2 separate regions of the Homo sapiens genome follow, and region 2 is linked to region 1. The links are chromatin loops, found by intact Hi-C in ENCODE. Cell type or tissue: dorsolateral prefrontal cortex. All regions are shown on one strand. Each heading gives the region's core, and the rest is flanking DNA. Links, peaks and the distances in the headings are about the cores only.

The links. Peaks named below come from ENCODE experiments on the same cell type or tissue, not always from the same donor. Only the 100,000 strongest peaks of a DNase experiment are listed, where the experiment ranks them.
Region 2: it touches region 1 in a loop (2.8-fold over the local background); 2 of 110 quality-filtered maps call a loop at or near these places.

Annotation. Positions count from the first base shown.
Region 1 is chr14:104,634,837-104,643,269 of GRCh38, reverse strand. No RefSeq gene overlaps it. Among named protein-coding and RNA genes, the nearest start is that of LINC02280, 27 kb to the left of the region's middle. In dorsolateral prefrontal cortex, for the core only: a CTCF peak has its summit at 3,117 (motif pointing right); a DNase peak (open chromatin) is centred at 3,109; H3K27me3 peaks cover 880 bases.
Region 2 is chr14:104,346,868-104,355,300 of GRCh38, reverse strand. No RefSeq gene overlaps it. Among named protein-coding and RNA genes, the nearest start is that of LINC02691, 130 kb to the right of the region's middle. In dorsolateral prefrontal cortex, for the core only: a CTCF peak has its summit at 4,692; DNase peaks (open chromatin) are centred at 4,660 and 5,120; H3K27ac peaks cover 973 bases; H3K27me3 peaks cover 1,947 bases.

The DNA.
Region 1 (8,433 bases), core at 82-8,081:
TTTCTTTCTTTTATTTTTTGAGATGGAGTTTCACTCTTGTCTCCCAGGCTGCAGTGCTGCAATGGTGTGATCTCAGCTCACTGCAACCCCAGCCTCCCAGGTTCAAGTGATTCTCCTGCCTCAGCCTCCCGAGTAGCTGGAATTACAGGCACCCGTCACCATGCCCAGCTAATTTTTTTTGTATTTTTAGTAGAGATGGGGTTTCACTATGTTGGCCAGGCTGGTCTTGAACTCCTGAACTTGTGATCCGCCCGCATTGGCCTCCCAAAGTGTTGGGATTATAGGCGTGAGCCACCACACCCAGCCTCCAAAGCAGAGAAATTCCCTTCCGGTTCATAACACAATTCCCCTTAAGTCTGCGGAAGCACCAGCGGTCGCCAGAGCTGGATTTTGAGGAGTGAACGCTGTGGGGAGGAAGCTGAGCCAGTGGTCCCCTGTGGTAGGTGTAACTGCCCAGGACCATGGTGACTGCCCAGGGGCGGCCGTGGATGGCGTCCTCCATGCAGCCCAGTCCTGCCTCTCCCACCTCTTCCAGCACCCAAGTGCCTGAGCCTTTCTGGGGTCGGACCGGTCCGGGTGCTTCCATGTGCCCCTCTGTGGGGCTGTCACTACATGGCAACTCTCCTCCTCTGGGACCACCGTGGGCTGCCCAGCCCCAGGCCAGGCGGTGGCTCCACTGACTTGACCAGGTTGGGTGTGGGGGAGGGTGCCATTCCCCTTGGGGCCTCTGGTCTCTGGGTTCTGAGCATGGCTGTCTCTGGCTCAGGGGCTGTCCTGTGTGTGGGTGACCAGCACAGCCCCCAGGCCTCCGTGCTCCAGAGGCCTTGGTCCCAGAGAGTGCTCAGAGCTGGTCAGAAAAGGCCCCGAGAACAGCTTCCTCCCCCCGAGCCCCAGGCAGGCTGTCCTCTCCCACCACCGAGACGGCTCTCAGTTCCATCTTGGCAGAAATGTCTCCACAAGGCCCACCCTGTGGGCCCGGGGCCGTTCCGACCTTGAGGGATCCCGGATGGAGTCCTGTGCTGAGACTTTCTGGGAGGAAGGAAGTGGAGCTTCAGCCTTGAAACCCGCAGTGGTGGCTGACACAGGGGTGCAGCCACAGGCAGTCGGGTTCATCTCCCAGCAGCCCTGGGCTGAGCATGGACTCCTCCCCTGGGTCGAGGAGAGAGGGGGTCCCAGGGCCAGGGCAGACGGAGGGGACTCTGCTCAGACTCTGCTGGACAAAGACCAGGCCGCGCGAATGCGGGGCTTGTGAGACTCACCAGGCCCCGGGCAGGCTGCAGAGCCACCTTCACTCCTCACTCACCCTGTGGGGCCTGCACTCATTCATTCACCCTGATGGGGCCTTCACTCATTCATTCACCTGATGAGGCTTTCACGCGTTCCTTCACCTGATGGGGCCTTCACTCCTTCATTCACGCTGTGGGGCCTTCACTCATTCCTTCACCCTGTGGGGCCTTCACTCATTCCTTCACCTGATGGGGCCTTCAATCCTTCATTCACGCCGTGGGGCCTTCACTCATTCATTCACCCTGTGGGGCCTTCATTCATTCCTTCACCTGATGGGGCCTTCAATCCTTCATTCACGCCGTGGGACCTTCACTCATTCATTCACCCCGTGGGGCCTTCACTACTTCATTCACCTGATGGGGCCTTCACTCCTTCATTCACCCCGTGGGGCCTTCACGCATTCATTCACCCCGTGGGGCCTTCACGCATTCACTCCTCTGTGAGCGTAAGCAGAGGGGTGCTTGCAGGTGAGACTGGAGAGGGCCACTGGGAAGGTCCTTGTGGCCAAGGGGAGGGTTTGGCTGCTCCGAGTGCTGTGGTGAGTGCTCCGTGGTGTCCCAGCTGTGGTCACAGCTGTGGGATGCCAGGGAGGGGTGGCGGGAGTGGGCAGGCTGGGTGTGGAGGGGGCAGGCTGGAGAGAGGAAGGGGCTTAAGGGATGGAGTGAGAGCGGCCCAGCCCCAGCACAGCCCTGGTCCCCTTCACCCTAACTGTCCTCTCCCTGTCTCCCCAGCCTGCCTTCTCAGGGGATACCTGGGCGGGGGGTGAGTGGGGGCAGTGGGGACGGTGGGGGCTGGGAAGGATGGGGATCTGGCTTTCTCACTCATTGGGGTCTTTCCAGCCTGAGGTCCTTCACCCCCACGACCCTCACAGGTCTGTGCCCCCAGCACCCTCTGCTCCTGACCCGTGGCCCAGGCCCTTATCTGTCCGGCCCGGCTGGGTGGGGTGAGGGTGGTGCTGAGTGAGTGCAGGGGGCATCTTGAAGCCCCTGGATACAGCTGGCCTCTTAGGACCCCCCGCTTCTGCCTCTGTGTGGGTGCTTTGCTGGGGTCAACTCAGGAGCCAATGGGGGCTGTTTCCCCTGCCTCCCCTCCTCGTGGCTTTGGTGGGGCCCCAGGGGAGGAGGAACAGATAAAGGGGTGGAGTGGGCACAGAAACCCATCGGTCCTGCCCCTCCGAGGGTGGAGCAGGCACTAGGGGATGGGTCTTGTACTTCCCATGGAGATTCATGGAGGGTCCCGTTAAGGCCACAAAGCCATCCATGCTGGGGATGGGGGGCCGTGCGCACCAGGGATGGGGGGCCATCCTCACTAGGGATGAGGAGGGTGGGCAGGGCACAGGACTGGGCCTTTGAGACCCCGCACGTGGTGGGCATCACTAGAGGGGGTTGGCATCCCATGGATGGGAGGGGCTGTGCTGCCCCTAGGCACACGTGCCCAGGGGTGTGTAGGAGCCAAGGGGGAGGTAGGGTCAGGGCTTTGGGCTGCCCAATATTCAGTGGGCCTGGGCAGCAGAGGTCCCGGGCTCCACCCCTCAATCCCTGCAAGGAATTCCGGGGGCAGCTGCAGCAGAGGGGGCCTGACCAGTGTAGGGGTGGAAGCTCAGGCAGGAGGGCTGTTCCTCTGTGTGGACAGGGACGTTCTCAGGTTATGAAGCGAGTGCACTGCCGGGACCGTGCAAACCCAAGCCGAGGGTGGGGCTCGCTCCTAGTGCCACACGCGGGCTCTGTGCATCCTGGGACTGTGACCTGGGTAATCGCTGATCTTGTGCTCGGCTCCCTGGATCCTCCCATGGGGCAGCACGGCTGAGGTCCTGCACACACGGGCCACACGAGGGCGCCGGAGCTCCACCTGCGGCCCGGCCAGGCAGCAGTGTGGACAGGGTCTGGACCCCTTGGTGGAGTCCAATCAGAGAACTGGGTCCCCTCACAGCAGCCCACCTGCAGCGGGCTGGGCGGGGTCGCTGGGTCTCCGAGCCCCTGCCAGGTCAGGAGAGAGGATTGTGGCTGCCCTGAGGGACGGGTGCTGCTCCCTGTGGGCAGACCAGGTGGGCTTCCTGGTGGAGGTGGCATCAGTGGCAGGAGCCCAGTGGGGCTGAAGGTAAGGCTGGAATATAGATTTCCTGGTCAGTGAGTGTGTGTCTGTGCCAATGGAAGATGGGCCAGTGAGTGTCCTTGTGGTCAGAGTTCCACACCCACAGAAAGCCGATCCATCCATCCTGTAGTAGAACCCTCAGCCCCCGAGGCCAGGGATTCAAAGTACCTCCATGGAAGGAGCCCCAGGAGGAAGGACCCCACCCCCATCCCCGGGGTTGGCGTTGAGAAACACGGTGAATAATGGATGCTACACAGAGGGATTAGCACAGAGCACAGGAAGGGGAGGCCTATTCCTTGTTAATATTTATTAAACCCACAGCCTCATCACTCCAGAGCCTCATCCATATTAATTCCCAATTAAACATTTATATGAAGGAGATTGCTTCTCCTCCCCCTCAAAGAACCTGTTTGAAGCTGGGACTGCGGTTGGCCATCAGGGAAGTGGGGTCTCCAGGGGGACCTGGGAGTGGGGGCTGGAACAATCCCTGGACTTGCCCCTGAGGCCCCCCCCGTGCAGCCCGTGGCCCCAGCTACATCCTGGCCCGCACCTGCTCTCCATGCCCAAGTCCCACAGAATGGGTCCCCACTGACCGGTCCCAACACCTCCAAAGTCCCTGAGGTCAAGGCCCTGTCTCCAGCTGCAAAGTCAGTGCCTGAACTCTGTCGGCCATGCACACCTCGGTAAGACTGAGTGGGCAGGGGGTGGCTGAGTGCTGGCAGGAGGGGTCCAGAGTGCTGGCGTTGTCTGGGGTGGGCCTCGGGCCCAGCAGATGATGCCTTCCAGCAGGCTTGGTGCCACTTTCAGGGGACAGCCCAGCGGGGTCCCCAGGCTCCCTTCAGCCCACTCTCCATCTGTGGTCAGGGGGCATCTTTCTTTTGTTGACTTTGGTGCGGACATGGAGGGTGGTTACTGGTGGTCTTTGGTGCTAGGGTTGCGTGAACACGGTCCTGAGGGTGCGCCTCCTCCCCGAGCCCTGCCTAGCCTCCCTGCTGTGTTTGTCAGTTTCCCCTTTAGTCCATCTGCGGCCGGCGTGACTTTTTGTCTCCGTATAACGAGCCACTTTCCCCTACGCTGTGTTCTCCTTGATTTGTAGGAGTCACCTTTTACCTAAGGAGTTCCCACACGTCCCTGAGTCTGTTCAGGGTGGGCTTGCTCCGTCACCGGCAGCGTGCTGGCTTTTATTTTTATCTTTCATTTCCATGGCTTCATAGTTTATCTTCATTCTGGTGGAGTGAGCCCTTTCTCTTGGCTTTTCAATCAGCCTGTCATTCAGGGACGCCCCTTCTTCCATCACGTGCCGAGAATAGGGCTGTGGTCGGGTGTCTTTAAAATGCCTGCTGGAACTTTGCTTTGCGTTGCACTAATCTAGAAGCTAATTTGGCGACGTCGTGGGCTGTGCTGCTGGTCACTCCCGAGCTGACCATGCTGCCTTCTCCTTTCAGTGGCTTGGCTGGGTCCTTTCACTGAGTTCCAGAATTTTCTTAGCGAACGGCCAGCCCGTCCCTTGGTAATTTAATTCCTATCCACTTAATTGCTTCAGTTGCTGAATGGTATCTTATTTTCTGGCTGATTATTGTTGCCATAGAGTCACATTATTGATTTTTGTAGGTTTATCTTGTAACTGTTCGTCCCAGTAGTTTGTTGATTCAGTGACATTTTCTACATAGATGGCCACGTTATCCACCAGTCGTGACAGTTTTATCTCTTCCTTTCCAGTCCTTACACCTCTTCATTTCTTATTTTTTTTTTTTTGTTTGCAGTGTTTCCTGGGACTTTCGAGATTATGTTAAACTGAGTGGTGATAAGGGTCGCCCTTGATTTCTAGTCTGGAAGAGATTGTGTCTTAGATTTCTCTGTGAAGTCTGATGTTTCCTGGGGGTTTCTGGAAAGTAGGTTTTTTCAGGTTAAAGATGTTCTCTTTTATTTGTAGCCTTGTGAGAGTTTTTAGAAATTATAAATAGGTGTTGAACTTTATATGGGTCTTCTGTGTCTATTGAGATAATTCATGCGGTTTTTTTGGCCCTTAGTCCTTGTAGCAGACTGGTGAGTCACCTGAGGGTCTGATCTAATGTGAGCCATTCTTCCTCCTCTTGCATAGACCCTGCTGGACTGCGGGGTATTATTTTTTAACCATTTTGTTGAATGCCGCTGATTATAAGGTGCGCTGTTGTTTTATGTACCTCTAAGAAAGAAAAAATGCTGCCTGTAAAACTATGACACAGTGCTTTATCACATAGAAGCTCCACTTCACATGCATGGGAGAGCTATCAGACTTACTCATAGGATTTTATCATAGCTCACTCTTACGCATCCATAAACAGGGAAAAAAAGCAAAATCACAGAATGAAGGTGCCCTAAGATGCCCCACTCCCAGAGCTGGGCTCCCCTGAATCGCATTTGGACTTAGCATCCCCGACGCCCTTGTTTCTCTGTGTGGAGCCTTGGAGTGCAGAGTGCGTGGGTGGTGACACACGTCTCGGATGACAGGTCGTACCCGTTCCTCAGTGGGTGGCGACACAGGTCTCGGACGACGGGTGGTGCCCGTTCCTCAGTGGGTGGCGACACAGGTCTCGGACGACGGGTGGTGCCCGTTCCTCAGTGGGTGGCGACACAGGTCTCGGGCGACGGGTGGTGCCCGTTCCTCAGTGGGTGGCGACACAGGTCTCGGGCGACGGGTGGTGCCCGTTCCTCAGTGGGTGGCGACACAGGTCTCGGGCGACGGGTGGTGCCCGTTCCTCAGTGGGTGACTGTCTGAAGCACTGTCACTGTCCCCGCTCTCTCGGAGCCAGGGTCTTCGCAGGGCTGGCTCAGGCCATTGCTCTGACCATGTCCCGGAGGAGGTGGTCAGCCCCCCAGGCCTCCTGGGTCCAGCAGACCCAGCGCCCACTGTGTGGGCAGTCTGTCCAGAGGGGGCCCTGGGACCCTGCTCTCCTGGTCAGTGCTGGCCCCTCTCACTTCCAGGGATTTGAGGAGAATGGAGGTGGGCTGGACAGCCTGGTTAATTATTCGCTGATTTAAATGAGATAGCAAAGGGCTTTTTATTGATTTGCATATAAAAATTATGAAACCCAATATATCCTGAACACGCACAAATTAGTGGGCCGCAAAGACACGTGAGGCGGGTGATTCCACGAGCTTCAGGCCCCAGGCGCTGGGACAGGATTAAGGTCAGCTGTGGACACAGATGGACGCGCGGCCCGTTAATGGCCCGGAGACGCGTGTGCGTAAAAATGTATCCTTTCCCACACGACCACCGTTCCTGCTCCTCTGGCGGGTGTCTTAAATGTGCTCTTGTATGTATAATATTAATTTAGTCATAAAATAAAAGGCAGTAGCTCAGAGAGGAGCCCATGTGAACCATTAAATTCAAAGTACCGTGTGAAGTATTCGCGGTTCTGGTTGCCGGGTGGGGTGAGGGGAAGGGGCCCTGGAGGGGGCCTCTCCACACCCATGAGGAATGAACGTCAAGCGAAGCCTCCATCTCCTTCCTCCAGAGCCAAGAGCACTGGCCGTGGGTGACAATTAGAAGCTGGCTGGGGACCCCGGTGGCCCTAGGATGGGGTGGCTGGAGGCTGGGTGGATGAGGACCCCGCTGCAGTGGGCATCCTTCGGGGTGGAGAGTGGAGGTATTGTGTGTGCCGCTGTGCACCAAGAGGCTCCAGGTGGATACAGCAGATCCAGGAGGGGTTTCTGGGGATTGGGAGAGCTGCTGGGGGCCCCAGCAATCCACAGATGCACCCAGGAGATGTGCCAGGAGCCGTCTTCTGCTTCCCGGGGCCCCAGTGCAGCACTGCGCCTGATCTCCACCCCCAGGACGGTGAGGTGTCTGTGGTTTAAACCCCCGGTGGGTGGTACGCACTCACGGTGCCCAAGCTAGCTCACACAGTTGGAATGGAAGGAGGCGGGAGGGAAGAAAGGATGGAGGGATGGGTGCAAGAGCCGGGGCTGGGATGCTGGTAGAGCACGGGTGAGGATGCGGGGCAGGAGAGGGGACACGCGTGGAATCCTCGCACCTCAACCTCAGAGGGGATGTGGGGCCAGGATCACACAGCCCAGCCCCTTGAGGGGATGTGGGGCCAGAATCAAACAGCCCAGCCCCTTGAGGGGATGTGGGGGCCAGGATCACAGCCCAGCCCCTTGAGGGGATGTGGGGCCAGGATCACACGGCCCAGCCCCTCAGAGGGGATGTGGGGCCAGGGTCACATGGCCCAGCCCCTTGGAGCCCTGTCCTCTCATCACCAGTGACCCTAGGCTTCCTGTGTGACCCTTGCAGGCTGGAAAGCCCCCTCCACTCAGGATGCATCCCCCAGCAGGGCGAGACTGAACCAACCTCCTGGCAGGCCCGGCCAGTCCTGCGGGCGAGGCCCTTCCTTCCCCACCTTCCAGACATCCTTCAACTGTGGATGAAGCTGAAGCTACCCCCACTGGCTGCCACACCCCAACCCTCCCAGGGCGGGGACTTCCCTGGGGCGGCAGGTGCATCTCCTGGCTCCGGGCTACTTGTTCATGCTGCTATTGAGGGCCCATCCTCCGGGCGTGCACCAGGCCCCATCAACTGCAGGTCCATGGGGCGCCTAGGCCGGCCCCCGGGGGCTTTCGGGGTTGATGGGATTGGGGATGCCCCTCCATGCCCTTTGCCTCCTGTGTGTGCCGACCCCCAGCCCCTCCCCGATTCAGGCAGCTTGGCGTTCTGGGACGTGTGGAGCCCACGACTGCTCCCCTGCCCAGTCCACCGTGGGCTGTGGGCTTGTGTCCTGGAATCTTCTGTGGGTTGCCGCGGCGTCTCGGCTGTGCTCTGGCCCTGTCAGCCCCTCCTGTGTGGGGCTACTGCCCCCTCTACATGCAAAGCAGATCCCAGGTGCAGGCACAGCTTCTCCGCTGGGGAGCAGAGGGGTTTTCTGCAGAGAAAACACCCCCTAAGCTGTCGGCTTGAAGCCCCTGGTCCCGTTGGCCCTCCCTGTAGTGTCCTGGCCGTGACAACCCATCTCTGGGCTCCCTCTGGGGTGGTGCGGGGCAGGGCTGCTGGAGCTGGGCCCTCTCCCCTTTGAGGTC
Region 2 (8,433 bases), core at 123-8,122, 290 kb after region 1:
GACAGTGGACGGGAGGACAGGGAAGGGAGCCCCAAGCTGGAGTGCAGCTTGCGGGTGCTGCACTGGTCAGGCAGCTGCCATCGGAGACCCCCTGTAGAAGCCTTCACCCTCGGGCGGGCCTCAGGGGCGGGGCCAACTTGGGGCCTGCTGTGCCGGGGAGCCACCGCTGGTGGACGCACCCCCATTCTGAGCAGCCACGTCAGCCCACGTGCTGTGACCAGGACCTCCCTGGGGCAGCAAAGAGCTACTGAGAGAGGCTCCGGCCCTGCCTGCCCCAGCCCCCAGCCCCCAGCCCCTGCCCCCAGCCCCCAGCCCCCAGCCCCCAGCCCCCTGCCCCCGGCCCCCAGCCCCCAGCCCCCAGCCCCCAGCCCCCTGCCCCCGGCCCCCAGCCCCCAGCCCACAACCCCCAGCCCCCAGCCCCCAGCCCCCAGCCCCCTGCCCCCAGCCCCCAGCCCCCAGCCCCCTGCCCCCAGCCCCCAGCCCCCTGCCCCCAGCCCCCTGCCCCCAGCAGCTGCAACCTGTTGCCTCCAACTCTGTCCCCTTTTCCTGTTGCCAGCCGCTGTCCCAGACCTGCGTCTGCACAACCCCTCCACCCACTCCCCCTGCCCTGTGTGTTTGCAATAATCCAGAGTCACTTGAAACCTGGATAATATTTCAGCTCAGTCCCACCACCGTTATGGGTTCATTTGGCATTCAGTGTGCGGCAATAACAATGAATTTCCTGGATGCTGAATGTCACATCCTTCCTCGAGAGCCAGCACGCGTCATTACGATGCAGAGCAATGTCCCGGCAGCTCCCGAGCAGGCTCCTGGAAGGGCTGAGGGCCAGCGGCTGGCAGTGGCCTTGATGGAGCCGCCACCCAGGGCCAAACATGGTGGAGCTTTCTCCAGACAAGGCCAGCCAGGGCCACTGGGCAGGGACACAGCCCCCGGCAGAGCCTACACCCAGATGCCAAGTTCTCTAGCACCACCGGGGGCTCCAGGGCCAACCCAGGGCCCCTCTATCTCCAGGGACCTCCAGAACAGTTCCAGCAAGCCCTGCACCCACCACGGAGACCCCCATCTCCCTGGCAACCCCTAGAGCTCACCCTCCTCCCTGATAATTGAGAAACCAAATTGGGACTCCAGTCACTCCCTGCTTGAAGGACTCTGGTTTTCCGCTGTGAGACAGAAGTCAAGGCTCTCCCAGCAAAACCTGACCCTCAACCCCTACCTCACTTCACAGCCCGTGCCTCCAGCCCCCCGACCACACGTCTGTTCCTCCAGCACACCAGGCTCTGCTGCGCCTCTGCACGCTTCCCTCTGCTGGGAAAACTCGACAACACAGCGAAGAATCTCATCCTCGTGAGGACCTCCCATGTGCCAAGCCTTCAGATTCACAGCCTGCAGCCCCGACGACAGCTCCATGAGATGGTGCTGTCCCTCTGCCCATTTGACAGATGGACAGACTGAGGCTCCAGGAGAGGACATGGGTGGATGAGGGGCCAGCCCACCTGTCGGTACAGAGCCTCTGCTCCTCCCTGAGGGCCTCCTTCCCACCCCTTAGGTCTCTGTACCACGAGGCCACCCAGCAGCCGACCCGGGGTCCTCCCGCCCCTTCCCTCCGTGCCCCTCACAATAGGGCTTTGCCAGCCAGTCATGTGTCTTTCTTCCTCATTGGGCTCTGAGTGCCTGAGGACACTCACTATTGTTCAGAAGTGGGCAGGGCTGGCACTGGGAGCCCCTTCACTTATTATCTGCAATGCTGGAATCTGGGGGAGGGACCACAGCAGGAGGCAGCGGCCAGTCACCACAGTGGGGGCCCCAGCTCCAAGGAGCAAAGCTGCAAGACATCCACAGCCGGCTTGGGAGGTTCATGCTGGGAGAAGGGGCCGTCACAATCCCCCATCCTCACTCCCCTCCTGCCCCACTGTCTCCCTCACCTGCTGGGATCCGCTGGCCTCCTCCTCAGGCCTCCTGGCCTTCCCTAGGACCAGTGTTCCCCCACATTCCTGTCCCCTGCCCCTGGCCGCTCCCGTTCCAGCCTGACCACCCCAGCCCCCAACCCCTGGACTGCCATGTACAATCCCTCTGGGCCAGAGCTGCCCGGGTTAGGAGAAACTGGCTGGGTCCCTACAGGCCTGGAGGGCACCCACCCCTATTGTTCTCCTGGTGGGACAGAGACAGCAAAGAGAGGCCGAAGAAGCTAGGATCTAGCTTGGGAGGCAAGGGGCCGGGCTCCAGAGACCATGGTAGATTCAAGATGGTAGCAAATTTCTTGTTTCTCCTCCCTGGAGAAATGGACTCTGATCCACCCGCCCCGTTGAGCCTGCACTGGCCTTAACCGGCGACTTGCTTGACCAATGGAATTTGGCAGAAGTGACATCTGGGACTCCCAAGGCTGAGTCAAGAGTCCTGTGACTTTTACCCAACTCACTTGGAAATCTTCAGGGTAACATGTTTACTCCCTGGCCATGCCGTGAGAAGCCGTGGACTCCCATGTAGAGGAGGAGGAACCACGTGGCACCCAGGCACCAGGCATGTGGGAGAAGATGCCATCTGGGAAGTGGGCACGGTAGACACCATGTGGATCCGAGAAAAACCTCCCAGCTGAGCCCTTTCCAAACCTGAACCCACAAAATAAGGAGCCAAATAAAATGGGGGGGTGTTTTAAGCCACCACATTTTGGGGTCATTTATTACACAGCAATAAGTCACCAGAATATAATCTGATACCTGGAAGGTGGGCGTGCTGCTGTAACAAAATCTTTAGACATGGGTCATTGGCCCTGATCTCACACCATCCACAAAAATCAACTCAAAATGGATTAAAGACTTAGATGTAAGGCCTACAACCATTAAATGGGTAGAACACACAGGCGGAAGCTCCTGAACTTGGATTTTCGGAGATGACACCAAAAGTTCAGGCAACAAAACAATAAACAGGCGGGATTGCACCAAACGACAAAGTTCCAGTGCAGGAAAGGCAGCCGTGAGCACCAGGAGAAGGCGCCTGAGGAACGGGAGGACATTTTCACACACCATTCACCCACTAAGGGACTCACATCCAAAATATACAAGGAACTCAAATGATCCAATAACAAGAAAACAAATCATCCAATTTTTAAATGGGCAAAGGGTCTGAATAGACATTTCCCAAAAGAAGACATACAAATGGCCAACAGGTACATGAAAAATGCTCAGCATCGCTAATCATCAGAGAAATGTGTTATGTTGGTGCAAAAGTAATTGCAGATTTTGCAATGGAAAGTAATGGAAAACCGTAATTACTTTTGCACCAACCTGACACATTTAAAACCACAATGGGATACCGCCTCACACCTGTTAGAATGGCTGTTGTCAAAAAGACAAAAAATAGCAGTGTTGAGGTTGTGGAGAAAAGGAAACCTTGCAACCTTGCATGCTGCTGGTGGGAATAAGTACTGCCATCGTGGCAAACAGTATGAAGCTTCCTCAGAAAGCTAAAACTAGAACTACTGTATGACCCAGTAATCTCACAGCTGGGTATGTAGCCAAAGGAAATGATATCAGCATATCAAAGGGATATCTGCACCCCCATGCTTATTGCAACACCATTCACAACAGCCAAGAAATGGAGTCAACCTAAGTGTCCATCAGTGGATGAATGGGTAAAGAAAATGAGGTCCATATACACAATGGAGTACTATTCAGCCATAAAAAAGGAAAAGATACTGCCATTTGCAACAACATGGATGAATCCAGAAGACATCATACCAAGTGAAATGATCCAGACACAGAAAGAAAAATACTGCATGTATTTGTAGAATCTTTAAAAGGTGAATACATAGAATCAGAAAGAGAAACGGTGGTTACCAGGGGCAGGAGTGGGTATGGGGGGATGTTGATCAAAGGGTATAAAATTGCAGTTATGTGGGATGAATTAGTCTAGAGCTCTAATGTACAGCATGAGGACTGTAGTCAGTACTATATTATATGCTGGAAATTTGCTGAGAATAGATTTCAGGTGCTCTCATTTAAAAAAGGTAACTTTGTGGAGTGATGACTCTGTTAATTGGCTTGACTATAGTAATCATTTCACTATGTGTATGTTCAAATGTTGTATATCTTAAATATATACAATGAAATATATAGTAGTCATTTCACTATGTGTATGTTCAAATGTTGTATATCTTAAATACATACAATTTTATTTTAAAAATGTTAATAAGGAAAAGTTCACCATGGGTCATTGGTTTGGGGACAAGATGATGGGAGGCAGCATGGGGAATCATTGGTGAGGGCTCTAAGGGTGAGGGTGGCGAGGACATTACTGGAGGCTGGAGGAAAGGGCCCCTGTTACATGGTGACAGTAATGGAAAGTTTGACCTGCAAAAGAGAAAGGGCAGCTCACCCACCGGTGGATCTGACAGGGGACCCTTCCAGGCAGCCAGCTTTGCCTGTGATAAAATACAAAGAGAGAGGGGGTCAGCTTAAGGAACAGTTAAATTCTTAGCAGAAGTTAGAGTGAACATAAAAGACCCAGGACTTGCTCAGTTCAAAAACAAAACTGTGTCACCCTCAAGCTCTCCCAACGAAGATTCTCAGTACAAACAATGATCTCGGGGCAGAAATGTGTGGCTGCAAGCCAGCGCAGCTGGAAGCGCTCTTGTCCAGACCTCAGAGAGAAGGAAGGGGGTGGCTCACTGCCCTCTCAGCTAAACAAAAGAGCCTTTAAACATCTTCAGGGGGTGCCCCACCGATGCTCCCAGCCAGTCAATGAGGCTTCCAGGCATGTTTGGGTGCTGTTCCATAGCCGGCTGCCCAGGGTGAAGATAGGCCAGCCTCAGCAGGCAATGCCAGGGCAGCTTTGATCCAATCCAGCTGATTTTTAGTTGGTCTGGAAGAACCTCTCAAACCTTTTAACAAAATTGTACCAGTGGTGTTCTCTATCTTCCTAAGGTAGGAGGAAGGCCGAGCTGAGGACCTACCTGTGAACAGGGACAGCTCATATGGAAGAGAAAGAGTGACTCAGAGGATGATGCCAGGAGCCCAGAAGGCACAATCTTCTTCACCCAGGGGCCCCCAGAACAGTTGACATCTGGGTGGGTCATTGCAGTCACACTCCTTCTGCATCACATCAGGGCGCAGGAGCTGGCAACATGCCAGGGTGGATTTCAGGATCGCCATGGAATGACTGTGATGTACTCCTGCTTTCTGCTCTGTTGAATGGGTGTTCATTCTGGTGGTCCCCAGAGTCTCACCACCAGAATCTAGGTGGGTGGAAGGGCCCCATGGCTCGTATCTGGGTTGCAGTTCTTCAGATCAGAACAACTGTGTTGGAGGACCCAGGACCCCATGTGCACTGGAGTTCATTAGCCCAGAGGGTCCTGGACCTCCAGCCAAAGCCAAACAGATGAGACAAACGGGGGTCTCCAGTGGGGCTGGGTGCACGTTGCGAGGGCCTTCAGTGAGATTCAGTGTGTGTTGCATTTGAAAGGAGTATCAACAGTTGTAGCCACAGGGCAGACTGTGGTAGATTAAAGATGGATAGAAATTCTTTGTTCTCATTGAGAAATGAAGTCGAATCTGCTGCTACCTTGGATCTGCCCTGGTCTTAGTGACTTGCTTGACCTACAGAATGCAGCAGGCATGACATGCCAGGACCTCTAGACTAAGTCCTGTGAAGTCTGGCAGCTTCTGCCTCACTCACTGGAATGCTTGCTCCAGGAGACCAGCAGTCATGTAAATTCAGCCAACCTGAGATGTACCTGCTGTAAGAAGCCCAAGCCATGCAGAGAGGCCCTGGGGGATGAGACAGTGTGTGGAGGAGAGAGAGAAACAGAGGCACTGGGGCTCCAAACATGGGAGTGAAGAAGGCATTTCGGAAGTAGAGTCTCCAGCCTCAGTCACCCCCGCTGACACCAACTGAATGAGAGATGAATCACTCAGCCAAGCCTTTTCCAAATTCTTGGCCCATCAAAATAAAATAGCTGTTTTAAGCCACTAAGTTTTGGAGTCATTTGTTCACACCAATAGATAACAGAGTAGGGACCATTAGCAGAGAAAGCAGGACCGGGGCCATAGAACAGTTAACATCTGGGTAGACCACTGCAGTCACACATCTTTCTGCATCATATCCCTATGCAGTCCCTTCCCATACAGAATCTGAGATTGGCCACATGACTTGGCTTATCCAATGAGACAATAGCAAATGTGACATAGGCATGATGGGGCCTGACTTCTTTCTGCTCTCAGACCCCTGTGAACACATATGGAGGAGACAGGACCAGCCTGCTGGATGATGAGAGACACGTTGCCCAGAAGCCCTATCACCTCAGCCAACAGTCTGCTGGCTACCAGGCGTGTGAGTGAAGCCACCCTGGACCTTCTGGCTCGCAGCTGACCTGCTAGCTGACCATAGGTGCATGAGTGAGCCCAGCTGAGGTCAGTTGACCAGACCAGAGGAGAACCACCCACAGAACCGTGCACAACATGAATGGTTGCTGTAAGCTGCTAGATTGTCGGTGATGTCTTGCACAGCAAAGGAAAACTGATGGTGCATTTCATGGTATATTAATTATATATTAATAATTTTTTAAAAAGTGAATAAAGAGACTGTCTCTCTGCCAAGACTTACATTCTTGTCACTAGGTTTTCAAGTCAAGGTAAGCAGAGCCTGAGGTTGTGTGCTACCCACAACCTGCCTTTAGGGAAGAGAACCCCTAGGACTCAGTTGGTGGCAGTTGTACAACCAATGGGTTGGTGGGATGTACAACCAATTCATTCGTTTGTTTACTCAACAAATATGCTAAAGAGGGAAGAGGGATATAAACAGTAGCAGATTAGATGCAGTCAAAGACAGACTTACTAAATTAGACAAGAGAACTGAAGAAATTACACAGAATGCGTCTTAGAGAGAAAAGAGGTAGAAAATACAAAAGAGATATTAAGAGACACAGAGAATAGTTTGGGACGTGTTAATTGACCTATCTTCAAATTCACCGGTGCTTACTTTGGATGTGTCAGTCCTCTGATGAGCCATTTATCATTTCTGTCATAATTGTTTGTTTGTTAAAATTTCTAGTATATCTTTTTGATTCTTACTAAGAGTTTCCATCTCTCTACTTAGGTTAATCATCTGTTTCTGCTTGTTGTCTTTTTCCATTAGAGCCCTTTGCATATTAATTATAGTTATATCTACCTTCCTTGTCTAATGATTGAATCGTCTGTGTTACATGAGTCCATTTCTAATGGTTGCGTTGTCTCTTCAGATTGTGTTTTTTTCTTACTTTTTAGCATGCTTTGTAATTTCTTGCTGAAAACCTGACATATTGTATTGGGTGGTAAGAACTGAGAGAAATAAGCCTTTAGTGTGAAGTTTTGTTTTGTTTTGTTTTGTTTTTTGAGACGGAGTTTCACTCTTATTGCCCAGGCTGGAGTGCAATGGCGGGATCTTGGCTCACCGCAACCTCTGCCTCCTGGGTTCAAGTGATTCTCCTGCCTCAGCCTCCCAAGTAGCTGGGATTACAGACATGTACCACCACACCTGGCTAATTTTGTATTTTTAGTAGAGATGGGGGTTCTCCATGTTGGTCAGGCTGGTCTCAAACTCCCGACTTCAGGTGATCCTCCTGCCTTGGCCTCCCAAAGTGCTGGGATTACAGGCATGAGCCACCGCACCTGGCCTAGTGTGAAGTTTTATGTTAACCTTGCTAGGAGTTGGTCCATGTTTAATGTTTGCTGTAGCTATGGGTGCCAGAAGCATCAGATTCCTCTAGTATCCTTGTTTGTGTCCGCCACTTTTGACTTTGGGCTTCCCTGAGTAATCCTCCTTAGAGAGTCTGTGTCTGTCCCAGAATCCACTGCTATTATATGGGAGCCCTGTTGGGGCTGTGGTAGGTGTTGGGGAGGAGGTTCTTTATAATCTTCCAATTACATGTCAGTGTTGTAGTGGGCCTGTGACCCTAGGCTGTTACCTTCACGTGTTTCTGCATGGGTATAGCTTCCTATCCCTGCAAGTCCTTTCCTGGTTGCAATATTCCCAATCTATTCTTTTGAAGCTCTCTGGCCCTCGTTTACTATGTTTTTTGTTTTTATCCTAAGGTGAGACAGACACACTGGCGGGGGCAGGAGTGGGAGGAAATCCCTCCCCCACCTGCAATAAGGTTTCCTGGAGAACAGGCCTTGGTTATGAAGAAGGCACTGGGTATATTTCACACGATTGCCTTCGCCACCCACTGCCAGAGACACAGGGGTCATTTTCAGATCTTCACCATGAAAGACTTGTTGGTTTCTGGGAGTGAAGCCCACGAAAATGGGCCCCCCATAAGGAGTGTGGCCCCGAACCCAGGAGTCAGAGGTTGCAGTGAGCAAGGTCGTGCCACTGTACTCCAAACTGGGCGACAAGAGCGAGACTCCATCTAAAAAAAAAGAGTGTGGCCCCAGGAAATTGCTCCCTGTCAAGCTACTCCAC